Regions from separate parts of the Homo sapiens genome. Here regions 2, 3, 4 and 5 are each linked to region 1. A link is a loop called in an ENCODE intact Hi-C map of the cell type or tissue named here. Cell type or tissue: PC-9. All regions are shown on one strand. Region 1 has its middle 130 kb from the start of C11orf58. Region 2 overlaps SOX6 (SRY-box transcription factor 6). Region 3 holds the start of MIR6073 (microRNA 6073). Region 4 overlaps SOX6 (SRY-box transcription factor 6). Region 5 overlaps SOX6 (SRY-box transcription factor 6).

Region 1 (5,000 bases):
ATATTAACTTCTGAGAGACCTTTGGGAGTGGGGGTGGGAGGGAGCACAGAGACAGGTAAACAATCCAACCTAGAAGCATGAAGTCCCTACCCAAGCCAGGACATACAATGCCAAGCCTGGAATGGTCTTACTGGGTTGGTGCAGAGGGCCACTAGCAGCCCTCCCCCACGAGTAGGATGTGAAGAATAGGTATGTTGCCAGATTTTCTCTGCATCTCCTTTCCCCATTCAGTCTGCACTCTGCGCTGGTGTCCAGTACCCCTCTTACCAATAGTTGAACAGCCGAAAAATAAGAAGATAAAATAGGAAGAGAAGAAAAGAAAAGATTAAAAAAAAATCCAAGACAAGGCTACACTGTCACATTCTTCTCTGCCACGGCCTCCCGAGGCTGCCCTGGCAGGTTCGGCCCTCCCTCGGGAATCCTGGAACCCAGAACAGAGCTGAGCGGACCAGGTCGGCCAAGCCCGTGCCTGCGGGCCTCGGGGACGAGGTGCTGAGTGCGCAGGCTAATTATACATGTGGCATTTGGGCAGCCGACTGTCCAGTGACACCTTACCTTATGAGGAAACGTCAACCCCAGCAACTGTTCAAAACAAAATGCCATTGCGGGATCAGCTTCGCCGGCCCTTGGCCGGTTCAGGGTTGCTTTTCCCACAGCCTCTCGAACTTTGTGCAAGAATGTGGCCTAGGGAGGCCAGCCGTGCGCGGGCGGGCCGACCAAGGTTGGGGGACAGGCAGGGCAGGACTTGCCAGGTGTCCGTCCTGTCCCTCCTCGCCATGGACCAGCTCGCCGACCTGACCACTTGACCTTTTTTATTCACCAAACCCACCTCCTAGAAATAAACTGGGCGGGGCTGTGTCTGTTCTCCTCGGGACCCGGGGAAAAACCTGGACATGTGACCAGAAAGGGCAGGAGAGAGAAGACCCTAGTGGGCGGGAGTAGAGGGGCCCTCTCTCATCTCTACTCCCCCGGGTTGCTGGCTGGGCCGTGCAGCCAGGGCCAAAGCCCGGCCGCAGGAGTACGCGGCTAGCACCGGCGCCCGGGACGCGGACGTCATCCGAGCGCCCATTGACAGTACAGCGGGAGGTCCGGAGCCCAGCCCAGTTTGCCGCAAGGACGGCTTCGGGCCACCTCTAGCCCTAAACTTCAAGCGCGGCCCTCACAGGGTCTCACACACAAAAGCAGCCCAGGACAGCCCATCTCGCTAACAGCCCAGCCCCGCCAGTTCAGTCGAAGACTTATTTTTAGTCCCCAAATAGGGGCTGCATTCAATATCTGACAATTCACACAAAACAACATTTTCAAACTTGGTCCGCCTAAGAGACCGTAAATAAAACTCAAAACAAGCTGGCGACTGCCACCTTTTATCTGCTCCGAACACACCAATTCTTTTTATCTTAAAGCTCTGCGGAGCGCCGGGGAAGCAGCCCGGCACCGAGCTAATCTGCCCTCAGCAGCCCCGGGCCGCTCCTCCCGGCATCGGAGCACAACCCCAGCAGCCTTTGCACAAGCCCTTTCCCTTCTCTGCCCGGCCCTTTAAGGGAGAAGGAAGAAAGCAGCTCCCGCGGGAGCGGCCGGGCTCGGGCTGGGTCCCGGGGCGGGTGGCAGCACCGCCCCCTGCCCTGGGCCGAGCCCGGGAGCAGCGGACCGCGGCCCCGGCTGCAGAGGAACGGCGGGTGGCGGGGCCCCGGCAGGGCGCCGAGAAGGACGGAGGGCGCCGGCTGGGCTCAGGGACGCGGGGCGGGGAAGAAACGTGCCGGCGACCGTGCGCTCGGCCGGGTGACTCCCTGGCGAAGTCCGCGCCCGGCGGGGCTGAACTACCCCTCGCCCCCGCTCCCGCCAGGTCAGGCACCACTGCCCTCGCGGCCAGGGTAAAGAGGACCACAGATCAGTCAGCCTTGGATTTCGGATGGGCTTGGAATTCGGTTTGTTTATTCCTGAAAAGATCATTAAAAAGTACTGTCCAAAAACGGGGGGAGGGGGAAGGAAGGGCGACAAGCGGAGGGAGCTGGAGGCAACTCGAGCGGTGTCCCGAAAAAGTTGCGGCGGAGCGGCGGTGGGGTGAGGGTGGGAGGAGGGAGCGCAAGCGTTTTCTAGCGACCCGGGTTTTCTTCATGAACTCCTCCGAGTAAACTTTATCCCGGCGAGAGAGCGGCGGAGATCCTCGACTCCCGCCCGCCCTCAACCAGTGTCAACCCCACAAACAGCCTAAGTTTCCAAACCGAAATGGGGGTGGGGTGGGGGTAGCATTAAGAAGCCCAGAAGCTCAGCGGGTCCTCCCGACCTCCCGCACCCAGAGCCTGGGTGACACTGAAGCGCTCCGAACACTGTGGCGTCTCAGTCACACAGCGAATCAACCCAACACTTTTCAAGAAAACAAAATATTTGCTAGGAAACTTACTTTGCATTTAGTCTCTATTCTTTGGGGGATGCGGTTTAGGTCGGCTCGCAAGGGAAGCCCGTTTTGTCCAGGTTGGATATTGTCTACGTATGGATCAGCCCTTGGATGAGGGTTTATTTTAATTTATGGCTTATGCATTCTTTTAAGGTCGATTTACATGACCTCCGGCTACAACTAAGACAGCCGAGGAGGGCACTCCAGTCGTCAGTCGGCCAAACCCACAATTAAAACAGCCCTCCCCCTAGTCTCGGTGTGACTAGGGCTCTCCCGGGGTAGGCTAGCTGCCTGCCTTTCTCTTTCTCTCTTCTCTCTTTACTTCCCTCTTTTTTCTTTTTTTTTTTTCCTTTATATCTTTCTTTTTTTAGTATCGCGAAATAAGAGGTGGTATCAGTTTTTTAAAAGTTTCAGTGTAACTTTCTCTAAACCCAAGCCTGCGGCGGTAACAAGAGATACAGCGCTCACAAAGCCCTCGGGATGTTGCCCTCTTGTGGGCACGGAGGGCATTACCGCCTAGCGGTCCCATCTGAACCTTCAAAGCCGACACGCATTTGCTTTCACAGAACGAGGAGGGATGACTACACACGCAGCCACAAAAGCTTCCTCTATCACACACTTGAGCGAACTTCAATGAAATACCTACCTCGAACTTCACGGAGACTTACAAATTCATTCTCTAAGCCACCTGACTTCTTTTTCACATCATTCCCAATTATATAGATTAGAATACCAATGCGGGGAGGCGGAGGTGGAGGAGTGAGGTGGGCCGAGAGGGCAGACAGATTTCCGGACGAATACTTAGGATGGCGATAACAGCTTTCTGTTGTCAAAGGTTGCGTTGTGTCCCTGTCCCTGCCCTTTTGCCTTAATGTCCTACGCACAGTTATCTACGGCTACAACATGTGTTTTCTCAGGGTGGATTTTTTGGAGGGGAGGTGAAGGGGAGAAAAACAGACCCCCGCCACGCAGATCTGTCACTCCGGAACAAGGCGCAACTCTCCAAGAGGGGGACGCATCCTCGGGATCAGCGCGTCCACCAGCGAGCGGCGGGCGCCCGGGCCCCTTTCTCTCCCTCCACTCCCCCTCCGCGTCGGCCCCTCGGAGCGCCCTCCTCCCGCTCCTCCTCCTCCTTTCCCCTCCCCAGCCAAGTACGCAAACCCGCCCCGGCCCGGCAGCCGCGGCTCCCGGCCACCCGCGCCCTCTCGGGGCTCCGCTCGCTCGGCTCTCGTCCCTCTGCCTGTCCTGCCCCAGCCCCTCGGTCCCAGCTCACAGAAACTAACCCTGGAGTGCCCGGAAGGGCAGGAGCGGAAGACGCCGGGGGACGGCGGCCCGGCCCTGGGCTCCTGCCCCCTGCCCCCTCCGGCGCCCCAACAGGTAGCTCACAGCGGGCCGCGCGCCCTGGCTCTGCCTCCCTCGCTCTCGAGATCGCTCGCTCCGTCCCGGTTACCTGGGCGGGCTCCAGGATGGTACCGCGCGGGAGGGCTCCTTGTGCGCTGCGCCGCAGGAGTAAATGGCATTAAAGAAAAAGGGAAAGATACAAATAAAAAAAATTAAAAGGAAGGGGAGTCGGTGCTAGGTCAATTGTCACAGTCCGGGGAGCAAGGGAACAGAACCCCCCAGCGCCGCGGCCGGCGTAGCCCGTTAACTCAAGTCTGCGGGGGTGTCCCGCCCCGGGTGGGGGCAGCGCAGAGCGGCAGAAGTTTGCCGCCGGGGTTCCAGGAGGTGCGCGCGGAGCGGGGTGACTAGGGGCTTCACCCTGGAACAAGTGAAGGCGATGGTTAGTGCTGTCAATCTTGGCAATCAGTGTGAGCGGCCATGTCGTAAGTATTCAAAGCATTTCCCGTCGTGCAACATCAGAAAGTGAGTGGCCAGGGCATTGATCTGAGCGAGGGAGAGGAGGCTGGGCTCCCCTCCCAGACAACACAGGCAAGATGAGACAAGAGGCGAGGGAGGCAGCGAGCCAGGCAGAGAAGCTGGGAGGGAGGAGGGCGGGCCGGGGGAAGAAGGAGGGGAGAGCGGGAGGCAAAGGCAAGAGAGAGCCGCAAAGAGAGAGGAGGGCAGAGACATCGGCGAGACCAGAGGTTGGAACTGGGGAAAGCGCCTGGAAAGAGACGGTGAAGCAACTACTAGGGGAGAACTGGAAGGAGACAAAGAAGAGAGAAAGTCGGGGTCAGAGGAGAATGGGGACAAGTACTAGGTGGGGGAGAGGCAGGCTGAGGGGAAAACGACCAAAAGAGCTCTATTGGGGCTAGGGCTGCTGGGAGGAGGAGTCAGGAGAAAGGCAAACTGTAGCGTGGAAAAGGTAGGCAACTCGGGGAGAAAAAAAAGGAGCAAACTGGAGAAAGTGAGGAAGTCAAATGGTAAAGGAAAATGTATGAATGGTAGCTTGTGCTTTGGAAAAGTTAGGTGACAGAAGGAGGCATGGGCTGAATGTTGAGAAGTACTAAGAGATAGAACTGGACCACAAAAGCGAGTCACGAGACAAACGGAGAAGGGGAAGGACAGGCAGGCCAGGGAGAAGACAAGAAGGGTGGATATTAGGATGAACAATAAGAAGGATGAAGGAAAACGAAAAAAAGAAGTAGTCAAAAGAGAGAAAAGA
Region 2 (5,000 bases), 570 kb before region 1:
GAACAAATAACTTCCCAAGTGAATGTTATAATTAGCCGTTTTTAAATCTCTGTAAAATTTTTAATGGCATTTTCAGACCAATTAATGACTTAAGAGAAGATCATGAATATAATAATTATACAAGCTACAAAAGTTTTTATAATATACCTCTTATTTAACTCTACTGCATATATTTGACACAAAGAAGTGTATAACCTAGGAAAGGAGTAAATCTGCTTTTCACCCTGATTAAATAAAACTCATATTTGAATTTGCGTTATGATCAAAATTTTAATTTTGCATAACTGAGGTGATGACCAAAGGAGTAGAAGAAAAATTGCTTCTAGAGAGCCAAACTTCTCGACTGCTTCGGGATCTGAATATTAAAATGTCACTTATATAAGGCTTCAGGTTGTACATTGTGTTCTCTAATTGGCAATGTGACATGAAGGGGTGGATTATTAGATTGCTTAAACCAAATAAAGTCTTAGTGTAAATATGATCTATTTAGAAACTCTTAGGTTTGAATAAATATGATCTATTTAGAAATGCTTAGGTTTGAAATATTAGTCTTCCCTTGAAGATTAATATGTTTGAAGCACTCACACTTGTACTTTCAATTATTTTAAAATTCATTGACAATTATAGTTTCTCAACTAAAAATAATACAAAATTCTAAAAATTCATTGTCTATTGTTCTAAACAGTTACATAGTTTGCCTTCTGTGTAAGCTGATTTGACTGCAAACTTTACTTCTCTTTAGTATGGTTTCTACTTGAAGGTAAAGCAATATTTAATACTGCCTCAAATATCAACTATAGAAAATTTCTAGCTCATTAAATTACCTTTTAAAATTATATAAACTTGAGGAAATGATTCTGGAAAACCAGTTTGTACAAAACCATATGAAATTCACTAACTCATAGTGTTTTGATCTCATTGTATTATGCTGATCTGTAAATCCATCTACATTTAGCTAATCCTCAGTCCTCAGCTAATTCTTTGAGCCAGAGATATTTGGTACAACCGACCTGATTTGCTTGAAATAGACTTCACTTCCTTTCTACACCCTCTCCTTCTCACCACCACCCACAAAGATGATAAACAAAAAGTGTTTTATTTATGGAAAAAAAAGTGATGACATGCTACTTATTTATGCTATCAGCCTAAGGCAGCTTTGAGTCTACCTCATTCCAATGAAACAGGAGGCAGGAGGCACACAGCATAAAGCTTCCCTTCTGGGCAGAAATCAGACTCATTTCCCTTCCTCCTCACACAATAAATATGGTAAATGGTCAGACTTTGTGGCCATTAGCATCTTATAAATTGTAAAGTCTTTTCCCACATATTATCTAATTCGTAAGGCACAATCATCCTAATTTTACAGAACATACTGAGACTCAGTAAGATTTAGAGACTTCCCCAAGATGACACAGATACTCAGATGTAGGCCTAGAAGACAGATCTCCAGCTTTAACATCAAGACTAAATTCCTTCTACGATTCACATAGCTTCATTTGTCAAACTTTACTCAGTTTTAGGTACATGAAATCAGGAAGCTCAGCATCCATGTTCACTTCCAAAGCTTTGCAAGTTGGTATTTATTTTATAAATTTAACTTTCTGAAGCTATTCAAATCCAGTACTTCATTGCACAGCCATTTAAATAAATGACATCAGCATTTGATTCTGAATAAATGTGTACTGGTTGTCTCTCAGCCCCCCTAGGCTGTGCAACTGTTTCATATATGGTTAATTCTTATGCGGCTTTAGAGGACTTATCATTGGAGATGCACACCCAAGAGCTCCTGTTAACTGTGCTGCTATCAAGGACACAGGAGTAGGGTAGGTAGGTATGCAGGTATTACACACTAGAGCCCTGCCATAGAAGAATGCAGAGGCAGCAGCTGCCTCCTGTAACTATAAGAACTTGCAGAAAAATCATCAATGATCAGAGACTGCACCCTAACTGCAGTAGGCTGTAAGATTGCAGTGAGAAGTGAAGGAAGGAGAGAGGGAGGGTGGAAAAATAAGAGGAACAAGGGGAACAGGAAAGGGCAATGGGGGAGCAGAAATGGAAAGAGAGGGTAGGAAGGAGGTTAGGGAGGGAGAAAGGAAAGGAGAGAAATCTATTCTCACACATACCAGGAGGCAGAGACAAAGAAGTGTGGACCGAGGGCGATGCATCCACAACCTCCAGAATAGAAGACAGATGAGGAAGTGGCAGTGAGACAAGCAAATTGAGACAGTGAAACAGACTTCAGTATTCTAGGGCCTTGTAAGAGGCAACCCTCCTATAATATGAATTTACTCTATCTGAGGAATGCCAGACACATTCAAAAGGGCAGAGAGATGAAAATAAATTTTCATCTCCGTAAGAGTAACTACTTCTTCCAAAGTCTGGGCTCTAGTCACAAGCACACAATCAATGAGCATTTTAGGCTCAGTGTTAGGGGAAGAGCAAAGAGTAAGACATGGGCTCTTCCTTCAAGTTACCAATAATGGTAACAGTGTGGTGCAGTAAAAAGTATAGAATTTATATAGAGCAGAGCTGGTATTTGAACCTAGAGTTACCTGCATGAATTTTCAGGGTTTTGTTCGATTTGTTAGTCTATAATGGGGGCTAATAAAAGATATCAATAATCTTTACCTCACAGGATTTCTGTGAACATCAAATGTGATTTTTGTATTAAAAATTCATCAGTCACAAATGCCTATAAATTATGTTAATTATTTCAAATTTTCATGTAGATTTACAATCCTATATCACCCTGAGGTTTCTCCCAGAGAGAAGAGTGGGAGCAACTTATTAGTTGCTTCTATAATTGTGTAACAGATTGACTGTCTCCAAGTTTATCTATGTGGAGAAATACACTCCATTTACCTCAGCCACCACTACCATCATTATCCTTTATTCTCTCTCTCTCTCTTTCTCACACATACACAATCATACATACAACCATACATACAGCCTCTGGGTTAACTTTCTTAGCCAGGCATTCAAGGCTTCCATCATCTGAATCCTGCCCCTCTCTAACTCAGAGTACACTTCTCTCTTGATTGAGCTGTCCTCCAGCCATTATTCCCCATATGCAGACACATGCCCCAACCATACTCATGCCAGGACCCTGCCTAGACACTCCTGCCTACCTACTCCAGCCTGCCTGTCCTTCCTTTGAGGGCATTTCAAGTCTCTCCTCTTCTACAGAACTTTTTTTCCACCAAGGGATTGATCAGGACGGCCTCCTTTTATCTTCATTAGCTTAATTAGCCTTACGACACTTTTCATTCACTCATTTGGCACACAGACCCTCTATTGTCTGGTTCCTTTTCATGGATCTGTCTTACCTCCCAAATCAGACTACCAGACTACACTCTCCTGTAGGTCAGAAAGAGACCAGTCAATATTTACCTGAATCCCTAGCACCTAACACCTAACCCATACATCAAATGGTGAGCACTTCCTACCTAACGCTCTGTGACGTCATGTGGTTGCAAACAACAATAAGGGAACCAGAAGAATATTTATTTGCATCTACCTTACTTCACATATATTATCTTATTTAATATTTTCCACAACCTTATACAGTATGTTCATCATTTCCACCTCCCAAGTGAGTAAACATAGTCTCAGAAAAGTAAGTAACAGGCCCCAGGTGGCATACCTAGTAATACACATGTTGTTGATCATTAATTAGGCTGAGAAGCTGAGATTTGGATTTAGACATGACCGATTTCAAAGGCTCCTGTTCTTTATTTCATTCCTGATGTTTGCCTAGACCTGGAGAAATCATTTCATGGCAATCAAATTGGTGGTCTGGAATAAGAAAGGCTAAACTTGCTACCAACCTCCCTTGAAGGAGTATTATTAAGATCAGAGAACTCGGCCAGGCGCAGTGGCTCACACCTGTAATCCCAGCAATTTAGGAGGCTGAGGCAGGTGCATCACCTGAGGTCAGGAGTTCGAGATGAGCCTGGCCAACACGGTGAAACCCCATCTCTACTAAAGATACAAAAAATTAGCCGGGCATGGTGGCAGGTGCTTGTAATTCCAGCTACTGGGGCGGCTGAGACAGGAGAATTGCTTGAACCTAGGAGGTGGAGGTTGTGGTGAGCCGAGATCGTGCCATTGCACTCCAGCCTGGGCAACAAGAACGAAACTCTGTCTCCAAAACAAACAAACAAAAAATAAATAAATAGAAAGAAAGAAAAAGAAAAGAAAGGAAAAGAAAAGAAAAAGAAGCAGAGAACTCATGTTCTTAGAAGAACAGAAAGGACTTGAGAAACCAATGTGATTTTGTAAATGTAAGAGCTCACTAAAATGTTTCTTTGAACTAGAGATGAGGTTTGTCTTCTTGCCCCCATTTTACAGATAAGAAAATGGATACTAATTTAATTGTTGATATTTTAATCTCAACATAGGCAAGAGAACCCCAAATATATGGTTTCTTTTCTTAAAAAATTATGTTGACTCTCAATATGGGAAGATAACAATTCAAATGATCTCCTTTGTTGAGAACTACAGGGGACTACTGCAACCTAGAAGATATGAGAACTAAGGCCATTGCGCAATGCATTTTACAAGACACCCTTTGTGTTATTTCAGAACCAATGCTGTTGACATTATTTATAAAAAGATATAAAGGGCAAATCAGGGTTGCACTAAAAATAAAATCAAGCATTTCCATCCATAGTGGGAAGACAGCACTTTGGGAAATTCTAATCTTAGTTGCAAATGTCAAAGATTGCAAACTGGATCTTAGCTAAAAGTAAACTTCTGCCAGACTGCTCTCAATGGCACATTTTTGACAACCAGATTTAAGACAATGCTGAGAGGGAATCAGTGATGTAAAGAATATATAAAGTACATCCATGTGCAAAGTTTTCACATATACTCTCTATTCACAGCCCTAGGCCAACCAGCTGAAAATGAAAATAATCAAGTATAGTAATACCCAACACCACAAAGGGAAGGGAGTAGAACACATACACGAAGACTTATACAGACAACACACATACACT
Region 3 (5,000 bases), 640 kb before region 1:
AGAAGGTCTCAGGAAGTGGTGATATTGGGTGGCTTCTGAAAGATAACTGCGAATTTCCCAAACAGAGAAGGGGACAGATTCCTTCCAGGCTAAAGGAGAAGTAAAAGCCCCAGAGTGGTGGACAGGCTGGGGGTGTGAGAGCAGCAGAGAGCATGGAAGGTGTGTGGGGTCACGGTGGAACATGGGGCTGGCAGGTCTGTGGAGGCTTGGCTGACAGGGCAGGAAGTTGGGACTTTATCTAGTCAGCAGCAGAAAGCCAGAAGGTTTTAGAGAAGGATGAGAGGGGACAGGCTTAGAAAGAAGACCTGCAGCAATGGCAAGGATGAGCTGGGAGTGAGAAAACCTGTGGCTTGGAGACTAGCTTAGAGGGAGGGCCCTGAGGTATGTATGCGACCAGGCTCTGAGAGAAGGCCTCAGGCACCTCCTTCACTTTACTCAGTGGTAACACCAGCCAACCTCCCTAGCTTAGGCATTTTCTGGTCAGAGGAGGCAGTGGGCATTCATGCCCTCTGTGTGCCATCCACTCCTGGATGTCTTACCCCTGCTGTTTCTTTTCATTCTCCCAGCACCCTGACAGGTAAGAATTGTTACCCCATTTTATAGAGAGGATTGTGGCTCAGAGGTGTTATTCAGGGAAGGTCACGCAGCTGGCAGGTGGCAGAGCCAGGCTGGTGTGACTCCAAAGTCCCTGTTCTTTCCAATGTCCTGTACTTACCTGGGCTTTTAAAAAGCCATGGGGCAAGAGGGAGGTCCCGGAATGCTAGATTTTCAGAACTTACAGGAGCCTGCGTCTAACTTGCAATGTGACTGGAATAAAGTCAGTCCCACATATTCTTGGATTTATTTTTCCTGAGGCATTTTTTAATAGGAAATATCAAAAGGAGTGGCTGGGCCTCTCCTCTCTCTTGAACACTTTTGTTTCACTCTCTAGGTGTTGGTTACTCATCTCTAGACTCACAGGACTGGCTTGGCTGGTGTGGCAAGTCTCCCTTAAGGGCCCTGCTCACTTCACCCCACTACCCACCTTCCGTCCCCACTCAGACTCAGCACAATGAAATAGCTTTGGCAACATTTTAGAAGCTGATATCACTGGGAACCGAGTTTCACTCTGGATGCAACTCATTGCTGGACAAAAAGATGGGCTCTTTCTTCTCTGAGGCAGAAGGTACTGAGTAATCAGCCAACTACTGCCAACCACAGTGGAGGGAAAGGTTCCATAAGTGCAGCATTTTCCACTCTTGGCTGCTAGGCTCGTAGAAGGTGGCGTCAGATGAGAGGCTGGCCCTTGAGAGTTGTTCATACTCCAAAAGGCTCTAAGCTGTTTCACTGACACGAAGAAGTCAGGTAAAGAGGCAATGCCATGCTCTCTTATCTTCTCTTGACAAAAATCCACCTTGTATCCCGTTCCTCCCTTCTAAATCCACAAGTATTTCCTGCTGCAGCCAGGTGTGCTCCACAACGAAAAGAGCAGGCAAGTCTTTCCAGGCTAAGGGGTTCCATGTCTTTCAGAGACCTACCCTTGGGCCAGGCAGAAGCAATGGCAGAGGGCAGGAGAGCTCTGCAGGCTCCAGCAGCAAGAGGGTGGCACATTCAGGGCTGGCTGGGGCCCCATGGTGGGGACAGTTTGCAGGGCACAGACAAGGCCATACACAGAGGTCATAAAACAAAATTTATCTTTAATTTGTAAGTGTCAACAGCAGTACAAAAGATGGAGTGATGACAACTAGATTAGGGTAGAGAGGACAGTCTTGAGGTAAATGAGCATAAATAGGCAGTTCTTATAGACACTCCCCTAAGGGGCCTGAGCCCCATCACGGCATATACATTATCACCCAAAGATGGCATGTTGAACATATCAGGAAAGCACCTTGTGCAAAAAGGAAAAAAAAAAAGTAGCTAAGGTGCCAACATACACCAGGATAGATAAAGACAGTGTGTCTTTCAATTTTGTCTTTTCCCTTAATTATGAGGCAGAGGAGGGGAAGACTTTGAAAAGTACCACTGAAAGATTATTCAATGTTGAGCTTTATCTCACGTCAATACTGCACAACAAAATCCAAGAAGTTTGTGTATGCAACAAAGCTAAGAACAATGATTCATTCCTGTAAATTTGAAGAGATTTTTTTTATTTTTCCCATTTCTTTAATCCTTAGCAAACTTTTTATTATTATTATTATCAAGAGGAGAGTGTGAGAAAGATGTGATGGCAACCCTTAAGGTCATTTAAAAACTTTACACTGGACTGTACAAGATTTTTTTTTGATAAACTATTTACATTTTCAGACTTTCAAACATATTCAAAGCAGCAATAGACACTAGTTTTTATGTTTTTTTCTTTTTTTCTAATTGCCCAAATAGTTACCAGCCATGGGCCAAGTAGGTACCTGCATTATACATAGAATTTCTACAAAGAAAATCTGCAGTTAAAATTTGCTCCAGGATGTATTAAATGCCCTTAGCAATTCAAGGGCCACACCCAGTGTTGCTATAGGAACCAAAGCACAGTACCTTGACAACAGAGTTGCAGTTGTCCCAACAGCCCTACACAAACTTTACACTTTGAAACAGCAGCCAGCATGTCAGTCCAGCATGTCAGTGAATTGTGCTGATTAAATTAACATAGAATACAATTTCACAATATACATCACAAACAAATTACAACGTCGGGGGAAATAAAAGAGTTACAGTAAGATAAGTTATGTAGTAACAGCTTATAAGCTTGTCTAAGGTAATAAAAATTTTACATGGCAAATACAATAATGAATGAACATAAATGCTAAGCATTCTAATTTGCTACAAGCTGGAGGAGGGTACAATAAAGACTGCACTTTCAAAAAAGCAAAAACACATATGACAAAGGAAGACAAAGGGAGAATGCACATGAGCAGACCTGCAATGTGCAGCATACAAAACAGTTAAATATTTGCACATTCCCCATACTCCAAGAGCACCAGCACTGAGGCCTCACTTTATGCTTGTGGTTCTTCAGGAATAAGAAACTACTGAGCAAGATATGTCACTGAGTTTTCTTCAAGCGTTCATATTGCCATGGACACTGATTAGAAGAGTTATCTGCATTAAGCATTACCTTTCTGCCCCCACCCCGCCCACCCTTACCTCTGCCCCAAAGGTACCAGCATTCCAAATATTTGTTCATGAGCTTTTGGAAAGCAATCTGTCCCCAAAGGGAAAGATAGAATGGGGATGAAAAGGAAATGTGTTTGCATATCAATATTTTCAATGATATTAGTACAGGGGCACGCTCAATAGGATATGGCATCAGAAACAGAACATCATTGGCAGGAATAACAGACAGAAGTTGTTTATTAGGGAAGAAAACATGTCAGGGAGCAGATGACTTAAGGAAATGATGCAAGTGCTTTTGTGAAAGGACAAATGAGGTCATACAATATTATTATACTTTGAGAAGTGAGCTTAAGTGCCAACTCAATTCTTAGACAAACGTGTACAAAATCAGGCAGGGCTACAGCAACCATTTTTGTCATTTTCTCATTAAAAAGGAAGACCCAGTAGTAATTTCAATACATTCCTCTAGCTGCATTTCTTTGCAGTTGTTGGCACTTGGTACAGGACTTCTCATATGATTTAAAATTACTAAGTGATTCTTTTTCCTCTCCCTAATGAGTTGGTAGAGGTCAATTCTTTGCAAAATGAGTAAATTGAGAGAAGCAGCCTCAGCTGTGCTGTTCAAGTGACCAGGCTGCCTTCCTACTGAGGGTAAATGGGCTTTCCTGAAACAATCCCTGCTTTCTGCTAGTGCTTGTGCTCCTGGCTCAGGAGGGTGTACTCCGAAGAAGCAGCCTGGCTTCAGAAGGAAAAGAAAGCAGCCTTTAATTTCAGCCCTAGAGTGATCACGCCCTTTTCAAACACCCTCAGGCTCCCGTGGGGCTAATGTTCAGGGGAGGCCAGAATTCGACAAGCTCAATAGCACTGTGAGCCCACACCTGAATTTAGAACTTGGCCTGGGCTTTGGTGTCAGGACCCTGGCAAATCAAATCAGGCCTGAGGACAAGGCTGGAGAGTATCAAATACCTAATGAAGCAAACCGAGGTGCTTCTAAAAGGCTGAGCTGGGTACACATGAAAACAACAAAGCTTCCGTACCTTACTGGAAAAGACACTGCTTCATATCTGCCAATGAAATAGAAAAGTTGTCAGCCTAGCGGCTCGTATCCGCAAAGCGACCTTTTTTTTCTCTCTCCCTTCCTACTTTTTTCCTTTCTTCCTTCTTTTCTCCTTTTCCTTCCATTCCATATGGCTATTTTTTTTTTTTTTTTTTTTTGGGAGAGGATTGCCTGGCAGTGTCCCAATTCTAAGTGACAAGGAGAACCCTGACCCTGTAAGTTCTTTAACAAAATGGAGATAATTTTTATTTTTGATTTGAAGATACTATGAAATAGGGAGCACCGCAAAAACAAAGTTGCTTAACATTCTTGAATCTAAACTGACATGACGGGACGTTTATTAACGGCCGATCTCAGAGGTGGATTTTTGCCTTTGTAGTGGCATTCATGCTTCTTGCTATTAAATGGTCACAGAACTATCTTAGAAGATTTATGTAGACTCCCAAAGCAAACTGACTGTCTCCTAACTGTAGTGGAAATTTAGTATGTCCAATCATCAACTTTCTGTAAGAAAAAAGGGAAATGTCTGGATCTGTGGACAGTGGGTTCTGAACTGCATGAGAACCCTGGTGAAACGTTTTGCTGTCCCAGCTGCAGGCCAAACACTGCTCTCTCACTGTAGCTGATAACTCACTACCCCGAGAGGCACAGTGACTCATCAACTTTCAGTTTGGACCAACATCTATGGATAGAGAACAAAAAGGAAATACATAACTTATATCTCACTAAGTATTCATGAACCAAAAATAAATTCTATTTCTATGTTATATTTACACAATTAGAAAAATCTAAAATGAGATGGTAAAGTCATATAAACTTTGTTTAAGCCCCACTGAAAATAAAATGAATTGATCCC
Region 4 (5,000 bases), 600 kb before region 1:
AATAAAACTATTGTAACTCTTAGTTTAAAAAAGGCAAAAATGACACCAAAAACAAAAACCCCACAAAATAAAGCAGAAAACCAACCATCCAACAAATAAAATGCTCTTTTTTTTGAAAGGTTCTTTTTTCTGTGGACCTGAAAAGTAGGTGACATATTCAGGCCATTGTGAACTCAAAGATAATCTCATTTACTAAAATGAATTATTAAGAAGAGCAAAAAACTATAATTGATTGCTTATGAAGAGAAAGAGACATAAGTATCACTATTGGGTTGCTTGATGGAACTGTTGACAATCACAGTATTTCAGACTACTTCATTTTATTAATAGAATAGTTGATTTTCTCCTGTGAGATTCTGAAGAGTCACACAATACATTTGATAGTCCCTTACTTGGGTTATTAGAGAAAAATGATACCGAATGCATTAGAAACAAAAATGTAGAAGGTGAAATTTTAAAAGGGGATTGAAATTAGAAAAGAGAGTACTAATACTACACAGATTTGATTTTTCACCATATTTATCCTACCAAATTTATCTTAATACAACAGAGGTCCAATTCATTGTGTTGAAGTAATGGCTGATAGATGTCTGTCTATGATTATGGAAACCTACTGCTAACTTCTCATTCCTGTTCTGCCAGAATGTGAACTTACTTTCATTACAGGAAGGCTGCTTGGATTTCAAATTTGATTTCTTCTTGCAAAAAAAAAGAAAAAGGATTTGGCTATCCTAGTGGTTTGTTTGGCAGGCAAAATACATTCCATGGCGGAGCAAGAGCCTTAATCATTAAGGAAGTGAGGAAGTGATGTGTTCATCTTCTGAGAAGAAGAAATGCCAGAGATGTAGAGTATGCTTTGTTCTCTGTATCTTTTATAAAAATTACCTAGATGTATTAGCAAAGAGTGATCTAGTGACAGGTGAAATGACTTAAGGTAGGCAAATGCAAAATATGGATACACAATTCTTCTGAGATAGTGATTGTTGAATATATAAGAGCCGATGGTACAGGAACAAAAGGTGAATTACCTGTGGTACTTTAATTAAAGTGTTAATTCTTCATTTGCTGAATGTTGAGGAAAACCATAAGTAAAGTTTAATATCTTTGTTTTCATCTTAAGGTTCCTTAGCCCTACTAAAAACAAATCCCTATTTACTTCAACTGTTGAAGCTATCTACATCAAGAAATTCACTAAATAAACTAGGGAGAGAGAGAGGATGACAGTGTGTGTGTGTGTGCGCGCGTGCGCGTGTGTGTGTGTGAGAGACAGAGACATGAATAGAAAGGCCTAGTTATATATAATGTACACATAAAAAATTCCATTGGGCACTTTGGAAACAAACTTTTTATTTTTATTTATTTTATTTTATTTATTTATTTTTGAGACAGAGTCTCACTCTGTCACCCAGGCTGGAGTGCAGTGGGGTGATCCTGGCTTACTGCAACCTCTGCCTCCTGGATTCAAGCGATTCTCCTGCCTCAGCCTCCCGAGTAACTGGAATTACAGATGTGAGCCACTGTACCCAGCTAATTTTTTTTTATTTTTATTTTTAGTAGAGACAGGGTTTCACCATGTTGGCTAGGCTGGTCTTGAACTCCTGGCCTCAAATGATCTGCCTGCCTTGGCCTCCCAAAATGCTGGGATTACAGACGTGAGCCACTGCTCTCGGCTGGAAACAAACATTTCATTAATCAGAGTACCAAAGTATTTCTTTAAAGAGCAATTTACCTTTTTGATAGACTAGGCCAGAGGTCAGTTTCTAGGATAGGAACACCAGCTGTGCTAAGTAACTTTGCATAAAATAATATTTACAAAGTGCTTTCACTGATTACATTATCTTCATCCTCATTACAATCTTTTAAAATGTGTAGGAAGGCAGATATCTTTTCACCCACTTTATGGATGAGGAAAGCAAGACTCAGAGACATGATAGCACCTTCCTCTGATTAACCAGTTGCTGGTAATATGAAGCAGAGCCAGTTCTAGAACGTAGATCTTCTGACTTTCAGCCTAGTACATCACCCCTTCACCAAAGCTACCCCAATCACTATTCGGCAATCTGAAATAACTCTGAATTTCAAAGCCCACCATTTCTTGGCTGGAACATTATTTTCCCACTTTAAGGATGCCACTTCCCTGCCCAGCTAAGCACATTAGAAGAGCCCATGACCAGTTATGAAGTTCATGCCACTGTCTAATTGTTCTCTGAAATACTGCCCCACCAAAGATGCAAGGGCATGTCGAGAAAGCACTAAGGACTAAAATTATAGCTGGGATGAAAACAATGCTAAATTAATGCATTCCTTGGTTACAGGATTATGAGCAAGTGTTATTGTGGATAAGACTTCTATTTTTTTTCTATTAGAAACTCCATTCTCTTTAAAAGATCAACAAGAGGAACCAAAGGGAATTCCCTAAGGTCAGCTCTGAGGAAACATAAACCTCTAATTCAATAACTCTGCTACTGCTCTGAAAAAGGGCTTTATTATTGCAACATCCATATGGAGCCAATTGGACATTAATGACTAATCAATCCCTCCCCTTTCTATTCTACTTAAAGTGTCACAAACTATGTTTAGATTAGCCCATTTCCTGCTTAGGATTGCTCAAGATGTCTTTTGTTCTTTCAGGACCAGCCTGATGGAGGCAGCTTAAACAAACACACGACCGGAGTGGCGCAGGAGTTATAAAGTGCCATATGTGAATGAACAAAGGGGCTATACTAAAGCCTTTTGTGGTATTTGTTAATGTTTTTCATCTGAGCTTAAAAAGGCTTAATGACTTTGTGGTGAGCTGATGCATGTGGCTCGTGGCTTTGCAAAATGAAGGAAATTCTAACCAGTGATATACCAGTCTGTATTTTCAAGAGTCTCTTGCTTTCAGTTTTGATGCCTGTGTTTACTTTTTTCAAAATTCTCAAGTTATATTTACTTTACACAGATAGCTAAACAGAGTCCTTTATCTTATTTCAACTACAGAATCCCAGGGCAGCTGGGATAACTTATATTCTTTATTTTAATGACCTGAAGGGAGCATAGAGCATCAAACATCCCACTTATTATCTATATGCTGTATTTATACATAGAAGGAGGGCCTACAAGCTGTTGAGCCCAGGTAAAAAGGCATCATTTAAGTTTGAACCAGAGACCACTGAGGTTGAAATAAGGCAATAACAAGTTCTGGCTTCCTAAGTTTTCAGGACAACTGGGCTCAGGTTCAAGAAGATGCCCTTGGAGAATAATGAGGCTGGTAAAAAGCTGGTAGACTGAATAATTCGTGTTATTCAGCAGCTTTTGGCTTTAACCAGCTCTACCTCCTGTCATAGACTCTACATGAAATTAAGAAGTGCAAAGCAAGATGAAGCAAGTCTCAGGAGTTAGTTAACACAGATACTACTGAATCCATCCTCTCATTTCAATCTTTATCGATTGCCTTAGCCTTCACTATCTTTGCTGGACTATTATAAAAACTAGCCTTCTGGCTGATATTCTTACACCCAGTTTTAAATCCTTTAACCTCCACTTAAATACCTCCTCTTAATTTCAGCCAGAATGATCTGTCACAAATGCAATTCAGACTAGGCCACTGCTATATTTAAAACACTTCAATGGCTCCCTCATGCCCACAAGATGAAGTTCACACTCCTTAGTACAGTACAGATGGCTTTCCGTGACCTGGCCCTCCAACTATGGCTCCAGTACCAGCTCTGGCTACTCTGCTTGGAACATTTTTTGTGTCATAACACTGAACTATTTCCAGTTCTCCACACACTGTGTTGTGTGTGTACATACTAGGGATCTGAGTTTTCTCCTTTCCTGAAATTACCTGGCCATCTTGCAATCACTCATTATTGAAGACTCGTCTCAGGTATTATTTATCCCATGAAAGTCTTACCTGGTTGCCAGGTTAGAATAAGTAGCTTAGGCTCTGACAGGTGGCACCCTATGCGTACCTCCATCTTAACATTTGCCATATTTTATCCAAATTACCAGTTTTATGTACTTACTTTCTTTTCTAGACTATGTACCCCAAAACAGTGGTGACTGCATTGTGTCTTATCCTTAGCTGCTTATCCTTATCCCCAGGGTCTAGTAGCCAGGATGGCATAAGGTAAATACTCAAATGCTTACTAATACAGTACAGTGGACATCTTCAACAGTGAGAATTTTAGAGTGAGTCTCTAATGCCCACATGTTCTATTAGAACCTGGGAATTTCTGAAATCAGATCTTGTAGAAATTTAATTTCTTATATTCTGTTAAGTGTCATTTCTTGAAACATCTATAAAACAATAATAATTTTGATGTGGAAAATGTACCCATAGTTGCGGTGTGGGACTCAGAGATTATTGGTTCCAATCTTACTTCTTTGATTGACTAGCCATACTGTGCAGTTCTGAGATGCCAGCCTCCCTACTTCTAGAAAAACCTTGGAAGGATGGTAAGGCATGTCTGAGATTTTTGGAAATATTAAATCTGAAAACTATTCTAATGATGTAGGGTGTGTGTAAATATATATATAATACATATATATATACACACACACATATATATGTGTGTATATATATACATATATATGTACTGTATTCAAGTAAGCATACAATGGGACTTTCCTTAAATAGCAGATTCATTATAAAATAGATAAAACACGCTCATTGAATTAGAGAACTCTAACAGGAGATGGATGTTAAAGATTACCTAATCCATACTCCTCATTCCAAATGAGGAAACTTTCAGGTTTAGAGAGATTAAATTGTCCAAGTCTCACGGTTAATAAATGGCAAAAATCACAATGGGCACTCAAATGTAACTATCCCCAAATTTCACACTTTCCATCAGAATGAATTTCTTCAATGGTCAGCTGAATTGTTTCAATGGCATCCAAACTTAGCTTTTAAAACTCCTAACATGACTAATTTAACTGGCCTCTCTTCATTTCATTTGTCTGGGGAATCTGTATTTCATTAGAATGGAAAATACATATTATGGGAGTAGCAGAAA
Region 5 (5,000 bases), 450 kb before region 1:
TGGCTGGAGATCACTGAAACCCAGATGCTCACTTCACAAACAAATATAAAGGTATCCCAAAACAGACCAATGGAATTTGACACTGGACTATCAATAAGTTACAAAAACAAAACAAAATACAAATTACTATTTTCTCTGGAATGTATGTATAATTAAAGCCAGAGAACACCCTTTACCATTAATACAGGCTACTGATCTGAACTACCATGCCAAGATGGTCTTGATAAACACATTCTGTTATATAATAGTGACTGAATTAACTAACAGATATTACATTTCCCTCTACTTCCTAGCTTCATGTTTTTAGACACACACACAGAGAGACTCACATACATTCTCAAAAATAGCTTTGATATCTCAAAGATATCAGAAATGATATATTAGAATTACTTTTTTTTTTTTTTGAGACAGGGTCTCACTCTATCGCCCAGGCGATTCTCATGCCTCAGCCTCCCGAGTAGCTGGGATTACAGGTGTGTGCCACCAAGCCCTAATTTTTTGTTTGTTTGTTTGAAATGGAGTCTTGTTCTGTTGCCAGGCTTGAGTGCAGTGGCGCTATCTCGGCTCACAGCAACCTCCACCTCCCAGGTTCAAGAGATTCTCCTGCCTCAGCCTCCCCAGTAGCTGGGACTATAGGTGTGTGCCATCACATCTAGCTAATTTTTGAATTTTTAGTAGAGACAAGGTTTCACCATGTTGGCCAGGGTGGTATCTATCTCTTAACCTTGTGATCCACCCACCTCAGCCTCCCAAAGTGCTGGGATTACAGGCATGAGCCACCATGCCCAGACAATTTTTTGTATTTTGTATTTTTTAGTAGAGATGGGGTTTACCATGTTGGCCAGGCTGGTCTCAAACTCCTAACCTCAAGTGATCCACCCATCTCAGCCTCCAAAAGTGTTGGGATTACAGGCAGGAGTCACTGCACCTGGCCTAGAGTTACTTTTTTAAGGAAAAAAAGTCACAGCCTTGGGAAAGGGAAAAAATTTGTGAACTGATAGTTGTCCCAAATTTGTTTGGCGATATGTCATCCTACAAAGCAGTATTGCACAGGGATATGTAGAGTAAGTTTTACTAAGCCTATCAAAAACAGGGTTAACTACCTCTGATAGGACTGGTTAGACAAATAAATAAAAGATCTCTTCCAGTTACCTCCTAAAATACAATAAAAACCCATACCACTCACTAAGCACAATATGAGCAACTGAACACATAAGACTGAAACCCACTGGGGTCCAACAGACTCAACCTATCTCTTTGTGTCTCAGAGTATAATTGGCAGTAATGACCATCGAACTCTGGTCTCCCTGCCCAAAACCATGCTTACAACTTCCAGTTGCCACTTCTGCCGAAATGCCCACAGAAGTGAATAGACTAGTGAGACAGATATGTGATCTCAAACTCAAGTTTTCCAGCTTACACACTATTGATAAAATACTGAGGAAAATCTAAGCATTTTTAAAAGTCAAAAATAAAAAAAAAATCCAAATTGAGATATAATGAAGTTTAACTTCTTTTCTCTGGAGAGTACCACACAATCTTATTAATTAATCCTAAACCAAGCATAATTCTAAGTTCTACTTTTCTGAAAACAAAACCCATGGCTTTGGGTAATGCTGCCTGATAATAAAAAGGAATATAAAAGTGAAGTAAGATGGCAATTTATTCCTCCCAGCTCAAATCACATTCCTGTCTTCATTACAGTGGCTGGATACCACCAAAAGCTTTATTACCTGTTTCCTATGTTTTGACGTTGGACAAATGCAAGTCATAGCAAAGATAGCCTGAGGCCAACAATGAAGATACCTTACATATCTTAATATTATCAAGGAACTATGCCGTAATCAGGATCCTAACTAGAGTTTGTAAATACATGAAAAAAAAGTAAGAAGCACAATTGGACAGTGTAAAGGGAAAAATAAATGGAGGAAACATTTGCTAACAATCATTACAATAGAATAATAACCCCCCTAATTAACATGCTGCGACAAATTACAGAAATCTATTTTTTATGTAATTTTTCCTTTACGCCACTTATCCCTGTGCAGTATTCTTTTTACCATATTAAAACTCCTTATTTTAAATTGTATGGAACCTACAGAAATCAGCTATTGATGCTTCTTTCTGCTCTATTGTGCTCCCATTTTGCCTTTTAAGTGACTCCTCTTCAACCCTCAGCCAGATCTTTTCTAATCACCTGTCTCCGAATTAAATTAAGTACAGTGGTCTTCTGAATCATTCAACCAGTCTAACTGATTTTTTAAAGCCGTTTAATATTTGCTTACAAAAAAAAATGCAACTTTTTGTCTTTACATAAAGACAAAATAAGAATTATTGTAATATACACATCAAAGTTTCCTGTTTCTATTTCCCCAAGTATAACTTTGTACAAACAACCACAGACTAGCACACAGGCATCTATCTACCTTGATAAATTTGCACCTTGAGTTTGTAACCAGGCATTTCCTGGGCAACCAGTCCTTCAGGGAGTGTTCAAATATTTGTAGTGGGGCAGTTTGGGCTGCACATATTTTAGTTCTTATTCATGCATTCCTCATTTACAAGTCGTGAACCTGGTAAATTTCCGGTTTTAAGACTATCGCTCCTTCTTTTCTGTAGGTGGTCCTTGAACTACCCTCTTTGCTTAACTGTGGAGTGTGGGTCAGACTGATTGTCAGAAAAAAAAAAAAAGTTTTCTTTTTCTTTAGAAATTATTTCCCAGGCCACTCTATCTCTATGTTCAAATTCCCAACTTGGCAAATGAGTCTACAGGTTTTTCAATCAAAACCTCTGCTCTGAAAGATACATCACATAGTGGTTAGGATCCAGGGCTCTAGATTCTCATAGAAAGAGAGGCAGCAGAGTGTAGTGGTTAAGAGCACACATCCTAGAGCCAGACTAAGTCTGAATTCGAGGTCTTCCACTTATTAACTGTATGACCTTGGACAAATTATTTAACCTCTCCATGCTTCACTTTTGTGATCTATAAAAGGGAATAATATTACCTACCTCAATGGGCTATTGTAAGAATTCAATGGATTGAGGTATCTAGAGCCTTAGAATAGTGTCTAACATACAGTAAACACTATATAAGTGTTTTCTGTTAATTAGATTAGAATCTTGGCTAGGCTACTTATTGTGATGCCTTGGGCAAGTTGTTTAACCTCTGTTAAGCCTCCATTTTCTCAGTGGCAAACAGTATTATTGTGTCAATTGAGTAATATAATACATAAGGCATGTATTACAGTATCTAGTACATAGTGAATCATTAGCTATTATGTTAACACATACTTAGTGGCAGTCTAGTGTATCTTCCTCTTCCACAACATGCTTTTATTAAAGGTGAACTAGTTCCAAAGTCTCTATTGCTTTCCCATGCCATCAAATCTACAATCTTTGTTCTAACCAAAGTTTCCAAATTTATTTCCCTTATTCACTAATAAAAACTCTACCATAGGACATCTTTTCATAGGCTATACACTCCAAGCTCGTTATCACATCTTCACTTTAATATTTACTCTCATATTGCCCTTCCCTTCTCCCTGAATATCCAAATCCCATCCAGTCTTTAAGACCAAAGTTCCAGAAAGTTCTTTAAAATTATCCCAATCTTGTATGCTTTTTGTTTCTCTGAGTTCAGTGTGTAAAGGGGACAGTTCCAGTGATTTAGATTGATGTCCTATCTCTCTCACTATGAAACTGTGTGGCCTAGAGCATGTCACTTTGCCTTCTGGTCACAGTTCCCTCAAATACAAAATGATTGGGTTTAAATAGATGATTTCTAAGAGCCCTATCACCACATCATTCTGAGACCTATTGCACTCATATTCACAGTGCAATGCTTATTATAGATGCTTAATAAATATCTCATGCTTGAACCTTCCAGAGCTGAACATATATGGATCAGTCTGTGGGTCCCTTTGCTACTGCCTCTCCTTCTTAATCTCCATCACATGTTCCCATTTCTCTATTACTCCACCCTTTAAATGTTAGTATTTCCGAAAATTCTGCTCTCTACCCTCTTCTCACTCTCATATTTCTAGGCAAACTCATTATTATCCACCTGATAATGATTCCTAAATCTGTATTTCTAACCCAGACTCCATTTCCAAGTTTCAAACTTATATATCCAACATCTGGTAGGTATATCTACCTGAATAATTCAGCATGTCAAAAATAAAACCCTTCTTCTCACCCAGTCCTCCAAACCTGATCATCATCCTGTATTTACATGATCTGTCCACCAATACATCTCTGACTTCACCACATACCACTTCCCCTTGCTCTTTCTACTCCATCTTTACTGGCCTCCTGGCTACACCTAAAACATGCCAAGCACACTCCCACTTCACATACTTTGTAATTCTGTTCCTTCTCCCTGGAATACTTTTTTTTACCCTAATATCCATGTCTCCTGCATTCAATTTATTCAAATCATTTACTCAAAAGGAGGCCTCTCTGAGCTCTATAAATGTGTAACTATCATCACTCTATATTCTTACTTATCCTTAACCTATTTTTCTTCATAGAATTTATCACTACATGATATTTATCTATTTGTTTACAGTCTCTATCTTCCCAAACTTTGTCCATTTTGTTCCTTAGTGTATTATCACTGCTCACTGATAATGAGCAGTGATTTATCATTGGTAAATATTTGTGTAATTAAATAAACACCTATCCTGTTGAACAGAGGTGTCAACTGTCAACCAATGCAGAAATGTGGGAGTTTGCTTAAATTTCTTCTTAGCTAAATCCAATTAATCATGAATTCTATAGATTTATTTCCTCAACATCACACAAACCCATCTCCTCATCTCTATTCCTACTTATACCTCCTTAGCCGAGATTCTGTCATTTCTTCCCTTTTGGATTACTTCAATAGTACCTCAAATGTTCTCCTTGTCTCTACTTTTAGCCTCCTCTTTTGAGGGGGCTAATATCCAAATCCTATCCAGTCTTTAATATCCAATATCTGTATTTCTAACTCAGACTCAATT

What was found. Peaks named below come from ENCODE experiments on the same cell type or tissue, not always from the same donor. Only the 100,000 strongest peaks of a DNase experiment are listed, where the experiment ranks them.
Region 2: a loop joins it to region 1, with 6 times the contacts of the local background. A loop is called at or near these places in 10 of 110 quality-filtered maps.
Region 3: a loop joins it to region 1, with 8 times the contacts of the local background. A loop is called at or near these places in 14 of 110 quality-filtered maps.
Region 4: it touches region 1 in a loop (5-fold over the local background); 6 of 110 quality-filtered maps call a loop at or near these places.
Region 5: it touches region 1 in a loop (5-fold over the local background); 2 of 110 quality-filtered maps call a loop at or near these places.

Annotation. Positions count from the first base shown.
Region 1 is chr11:16,603,500-16,608,499 of GRCh38, forward strand. It overlaps a transcript of SOX6 not described here. Among named protein-coding and RNA genes, the nearest start is that of C11orf58, 130 kb to the right of the region's middle. RefSeq lists enhancers at 3,623-4,124, 4,125-4,624. In PC-9, a CTCF peak has its summit at 2,891 (motif pointing left); DNase peaks (open chromatin) are centred at 2,622, 2,932 and 4,292; H3K4me3 peaks cover 4,603 bases; H3K27ac peaks cover 2,265 bases.
Region 2 is chr11:16,029,726-16,034,725 of GRCh38, forward strand. All of the region lies in intron 12 of SOX6 (SRY-box transcription factor 6), which reads right to left. The region is part of intron 1 of LOC105376572 (a long non-coding RNA gene); the gene reads left to right. Among named protein-coding and RNA genes, the nearest start is that of MIR6073, 63 kb to the left of the region's middle. In PC-9, no CTCF peak of the experiment used is centred here; no DNase peak of the experiment used is centred here.
Region 3 is chr11:15,964,793-15,969,792 of GRCh38, forward strand. It overlaps SOX6 (SRY-box transcription factor 6), which reads right to left. Exons shown (of 16, transcript NM_001367873.1): 16 at 1,657-5,000. MIR6073 (microRNA 6073) reads right to left here and starts at 4,829; the gene lies at 4,741-4,829. RefSeq lists an enhancer at 1,065-1,214. In PC-9, no CTCF peak of the experiment used is centred here; DNase peaks (open chromatin) are centred at 959, 2,509 and 4,789; H3K27ac peaks cover 3,326 bases.
Region 4 is chr11:15,999,493-16,004,492 of GRCh38, forward strand. The region is part of intron 13 of SOX6 (SRY-box transcription factor 6); the gene reads right to left. Among named protein-coding and RNA genes, the nearest start is that of MIR6073, 32 kb to the left of the region's middle. In PC-9, no CTCF peak of the experiment used is centred here; a DNase peak (open chromatin) is centred at 2,599; H3K4me3 peaks cover 990 bases; H3K27ac peaks cover 1,875 bases.
Region 5 is chr11:16,152,374-16,157,373 of GRCh38, forward strand. All of the region lies in intron 6 of SOX6 (SRY-box transcription factor 6), which reads right to left. Among named protein-coding and RNA genes, the nearest start is that of MIR6073, 190 kb to the left of the region's middle. In PC-9, no CTCF peak of the experiment used is centred here; DNase peaks (open chromatin) are centred at 1,788 and 2,488; H3K4me3 peaks cover 653 bases; H3K27ac peaks cover 2,441 bases.